Regions from separate parts of the Homo sapiens genome. Here region 1 is linked to region 2. A link is a contact called in ENCODE Hi-C or POLR2A ChIA-PET data. All regions are on one chromosome and are shown on one strand. Each heading gives the region's core, a stretch centred on a gene start or an enhancer-like site at or near the end of the contact. The rest is flanking DNA. Distances are from core to core; before and after follow the strand shown.

Region 1 (2,700 bases), core at 70-2,569, 140 kb before region 2:
GATGACTTCACATACAACGTGTGGCTCTAGTGACTCCACAACCACTAAGCCGTTTCACCAACAATGCCCAGACGGACCATTCTTAGCCATTCCCCCCTACTGTCTCTTGTCTCTGTTTCTCCCTCTTCTCTTACCTCCCACAAAATAGCCTTTGCCATCTTAGTTTCTCCCGAGGCTAATTTCACCGAACTTTTTGCTGGCCAGTGAGAATTAACTTCAGTTAATCAGTTAAAGAGATTATTCAGCTAAAAGGTAAACAGGGGAGGGTATTTCTAGTTAATTAGTGAGAAAGAAGTTAAAAAGTTTAAAGGACTCCTTGATTTGTAGTATGTTGTAACTGGGGAGCTGGAATCGGTGTTACTTCTGTAGGTGCTGACACAAAATCAGTGGGGGTGAGGCCGAGGTACCTGGATTGTCAGTGGCCTCCCACACCGCCCTGTGATTCTGATGCACCCCAAAGTCTGAGAACTGTTGCCCTGACCCAATTACTCCCACAGCCCCAGAGCACGGCAGGGGTCCTTGTACAGGGCCCTAGTTCCCTTGCAATCTCTTTGCCTTTTAGTTTTAAAACTAGCTATTCATCGCTGGTTAGTTAACTGTTATGCATTTCTACAGGACTGCATTGTTAGGAGCCTCGACTTGGCTTCTCCACAACCACATTCAACATTGGCCTTCCAAACCCACTCCACTCCTGTGCTGTCTATTGCAGGCCTGTGCCCTCACCATGCGCCCGGTCCGGTCTGGAAACCCGAGTCTCTGTGTTTCCGTCCCCTCTGGCTTGGTCCTCAAGCCTCTGCATCTTCCCTGGGTCATTCAAGTCTTCCAGGTGATGCCTATATTGTTAGTCTCTACAGTCTGGCCTTACAGCATCGTCAGAGCTGCCCTAAGGCCCAGGTGGAGTTGTGGGTCCTCTCTCCGCTGCCTCCCTGAGTTCTGACTCTTGGTGTGTTCAGGGACTTCCTGCCTCCGCACCTCCCACCCCATGCTTTGGCCACAGCACAGACTCTTCTGATTCCGTAGCTATGCTTCTGCTTTTCCCTCCACCTGGCTGCTCTGGTCATAGAAATTCTACCCCTCACTTAAGAACACCCCCAGAAGTCACCTCTGTGAAGCCTTCTTTGGTTCTTCTAAAATAAGTGAGTTGCTCCATCCTCTGTGTCTGCCAGCACTTTCTCTGCTCCTCTGGACTTCATTGGTCGGGGGTGGGGGGTGCTACTGTTGGTCTTGCAGCCACCCTGGATTGTGACCTCGCAGAGGTCAAGGGCTGTGCTGACGCCCCCCATGTCTGCGTGTTGACAGCAGACTTACTGGGGACACGCTGTAGAGCTCCGATGATGGCTGTTGGCCGAATGGATGAATGGCTTCATTAACTTCACTGCAACACGCAGGAGTCCTTGATCTCCCCCCTTGAAAGGTATTGGGGGTTTCCCTAGACACTGCCACTTCAAAGCCATACAGAAAAAATTAGAGCTAAAAGAGGCAACATTGTTTATTTCTCAAGAAGATGCTTTGGTGTTCCTTCCTGCAGCTGTGAGAGGCCTCCTGTTTGACCTTGACGTTTCCCTGTCAGGCTACACAGCGGTTAAAGGCAGGGCCCCGGAGGGTGTGCCACGGTGCCCAGAGAGGGAGGGGTAGTGGGCGCTGCCCTCCAGACTGCGTCCCCAGTCTGGGAGAAAGGGGCACTCGTCCTGACTGGATTGCCCAGACGGGCACCCCTTTCCTAACTTGCCTGCCCAGAAAGACATGTGTAATTCCTCCACCCGGAGGGAATGATTTCTGCTAACTCACAGAGAGGCTTTGACTTGTCACTCTGCCTTCTAGAAGTGACCACATGTTTTTTTTGCTCTCGGCAAGGGGGTGCCCTTGGCTGCTCTCCGGTGTGGGAGTCTTCCCCTTAATCCTTGCTCCTGGACGTTTGCATTTTCACAACGACCCTTTGTGGCAGGTGGGTCCCTGCCTTCTTCAGATGACCTTGAATAACACTGTCCTCTGCACTTCTGGCCGCCACGGAAGAGGCATGACTGCTGTGAGTCTGGGGCCTTGGAACCATTTTAGACCAAGGCAGGAAAAATAAACAGATGGGCGAGGTAGGTGGCTGCCCTTGAATTCTCACTCTCATTATGCACCCATTACTGGTGGCCAGTTGAGTAAGCATTTAGGACTTGGCTTTGCCATTTGTCAGCTGATTAAACAATAGAGCTTTACTGAGCAGCTCCCATGGGCTCGTGTCACTATACCTATTTTACAGAGGGAGAAACTGAGTTTCAACAAAGAAATTGCACCGAACCCAGAACTAAACAGGACCGGGCTGCCAGAGGGTGCTTTTCTGTGCTGAATCATGGGACCTTCTTGCTGACCAGAGCAGAGAAGAAAAGTCTCCTGTGGTCGGTGGAGTTTTTACTTTTTGGATTTTCTCCCCTATGACTGATCTCAGTCCTTGCCTGGCCACTCCTGCCTGTCCTACAAACACCGAAAACCACTGTCCTTTTCTCAGCCGTCATTTAGCAGTCGGGAAGCGTGTGTCCTGACGTATGGGCTGCAGTCAAGGCGGGGGCCCTGACAAACAGGATTCATTCACCAGGCCCTGGCCTGCCAGCTCCCTCACGGGCGTCACATGGGGCCGAATGAAAAGAGCAGGGGGTGCCCGCCAGGGAGGCCTATCCAGGGGCTTTCTTCCCCGCGGCGCCGTTCCCTGGGCCT
Region 2 (2,709 bases), core at 8-2,507:
GTAGTGCTGAGCACAGATTTTTAGGAAGAGAGACCAGGCACCCCTTATAGAAAGAGCTTTTTGATCAAGAGCCATCAGGCAGCGCGTGGAGGGCCTCACCTAGTTCTTCCTCCTGGGCTTGGGCATGCTCTCCTCCCTGCTTGCCTCTGCTGAGGACTGTATTTCCTTGAATTCTGCCTACCTACTCCCAGCGGGGCTACAGGCGATTGTCTGCACCAGTCCTCACAGGAGGGTGCTCCCTGCCTTTTGGCAGTCAGTGCTATTTCTCTGAGCTAGGTAGCCTGCTCTAAATCTTACTAGGTTTACAAAGAGAATCCTCCATCCCACCTCTTTCTAGAAGAGGACTCTGAGACATTAATTGCGGTGAAGGCATGGGCCCTTGTTCACAAAGGGTGCCAGTAAGTCCTGGAGGAGTCCCTGCCCTGGTTTCTGGTTTATTCTTAAATCTTCGAAATCATCCAGTCCCTTCTCACTTTAAATTCAAAAGCACAGAGTGCTAAGCACTCAGGACCTCTCTTTTTGACTTGTTGGCTTTTCCTGGCAGAGATATTTAAGAGCAATTTCACACAATTGGCTGAATGTTTCCTCTCCATTCTCCCCACAAGTGTCTTTCAAGGAGAAGTGAAAACCCTGTGTTAAATGGCATCCTGGAGCTGGGAGAGCATCAGCTGCCTTGGCCCCAGGTCATGGACAGAGCTTATAAACTAACAAGCGCTGAAAGCAACTGTGAAGGCCATGGCCTCAAAGAGCCACTGATGCTGAGCCTGGGACTGACACGGGCCCATGCTGGGGCCAGTTACCATGGCCAGCCTTAAGTTTTCTGGATACTGGAGGCTTTGCAGAAATGATGCATTGAACTCAAACTTCCCGGTGCCAACTGGGACAACACAAACATAGGCCAGCTATTTATGTAGTTTTCCAGAGGCATCTGGGAGAGCAGTAGTCTGGAGGGCTCTGGAATTGTCTCCTCTCTGTTAACTGTGACGATGACTGGGCTGTCCTAGATGTAACATGCCCCCCACTGCACTCCCTGTGGCCGTCGCTCTTCTGCTCTCATGCTGTTGTAAATAAAAGCAACCGTTTAGGGAGCATTGGCTCTGTGCTAGGTACTTCATATGCATTATCTCAAGTCATAACAGCTGGAGAGCTATTCCTCTCACCCCTATTTTGCATAGAGAGGCCAAATGGTTGACCCAGTACAACCGCACAGAGTTCATACCCAGGTTGGCAAGAGTCCCACCTGATGGTGTTCCTGCACCCAGGATCCCACGTTGTGTTGTCTTTCCTGGAAGTCAGAGTCAGGTCATTATCCTGAGTGACAAGGAGGTTGCTTAGTAACCTAAACCAATCGAAAAGCATGAACTATGGCTTGACAGATGACTCGGTAAATTGTTTCCAGTCCTGGGCATGTGCAGTTCTGGACATTCCCAGAACTCATGGAACTACTTGGAAAGAAGGTGGTGAGAGGGAATGAGAGCCAAAAGAGAGATAAAGTGCTGGGACTATATGTAGACAAGAGTTGTCTACATAAATATGAAGGCTTTAAATTACACTTGCCTCGTGATTTCCCCTTCTATTGCTGCCTCTGTCTGAGGTTTCAGCCACAGCAGCAGAGCTTCACCAGCTGCTTATGCGTCAGAAAGGGCAGTGCTTGGGGCTTCTCCCCACTGACCAGGCACCCAGACCAGAACAAATGGTCCAGCCAGTGGGATTTATATTCAACATCATTATTATAGGTTACTATTTTTGACATGTATTTTGATTGGTGGCTTTACTTGTGATTTCAGGAGAACTGGTTATCAGTAGTGCCATCCTGCTCAAATATCTTCAAATACACACCACCATCCATGTGTGGGTTGATTAAGGAGCTGACGTTCATTAGATCTGCAGTCTCCTGACCTGATGTGCATCAGAATCACTGGGAGAACAAACAAACAAAAATGAATCCAAAACAAGCAACGAACAGACAGATTCTCAAGTCTTGCCAAGTCCAAAGATTGATTTGGTGGAGAAATTGTACTTTGAAAGCTGCCCAGGTAATAATTCTGGCATATAGCCAGGTTTGTAAAATCTTGAATGAACTGTCTTGGGCAAACAAAGGAATTCTAGTTTTTTATCTGCCAGCTTTTAAAAATTTCCCATCTTTGAAAGGAAAGTGTTACATTAATCACAAACTCCCATGGTCAAGGTGATAGCAAAACAACACTGTATTCTGGTTGGAACCTTGGAACATTCAGACCTTGGAGAGAACAAGCAAAACATTTTCATAATTATGATGTCATGTGGGTTGAAAGCAGAGTCTTGATTTGGGTTCCGCTGCTGCCCATAAACAGCTGGGTGGGAATTTGGGTCAATCCCTTCACTTCTCTATAGCTCCCTTTCCTCATCCCCAAAATGAGATGCTTGTTTGATTTCAGAGTTTCCTGCTAGGTCTACAATTCTGTGATTAGCATCTCTGCTCTCTGGAATATTCTTTTATGTCCGGTGACTTAAATCAGATTATCAAATATTTATTGAACACCTGCTATGTGTCCAGAAACTGAAATTATTTGAAAAATTGGATCTGTGGGGGAAAGAAGGGGCTGAGAAGGGACAAATACTAGTAAAGAGAAATGGATGGAGCTCAACAACTAAGAATTTTTGAACTCTAATAAATGTTTCTACTTTCTCGCTTAGAGCCATTATGTGTGAGTAAAGTGCAGGTTACAG

Evidence for each region. A loop is a pair of places that touch in the nucleus more often than their neighbours do. ChIA-PET counts read pairs that join two places held with the same protein, here RNA polymerase II (POLR2A). Pooled maps may share reads with other maps.
Region 1: a loop to region 2 is called in a map of right lobe of liver, with 3 times the contacts of the local background. The contact joins the promoter of LINC00598 here to the enhancer-like site in region 2. A Hi-C loop is called at or near these places in 1 of 168 maps with a recorded cell type or tissue (right lobe of liver) and 4 of 50 pooled maps. POLR2A ChIA-PET finds 5 or more read pairs at or near these places in 1 of 52 experiments (WTC11).

Annotation. Positions count from the first base shown.
Region 1 is chr13:40,479,623-40,482,322 of GRCh38, reverse strand. It overlaps LINC00598 (long intergenic non-protein coding RNA 598), which reads left to right and starts at 1,319. Exons shown (of 7, transcript NR_024507.3): 1 at 1,319-1,414.
Region 2 is chr13:40,343,284-40,345,992 of GRCh38, reverse strand. No RefSeq gene overlaps it. Among named protein-coding and RNA genes, the nearest start is that of LINC00548, 120 kb to the right of the region's middle. Within about 2 kb of position 1,257, at least 4 of the 41 ENCODE cell types and tissues checked have a DNase peak (open chromatin) inside an H3K27ac peak, as active enhancers do; they include right lobe of liver, where a contact is called at or near this core.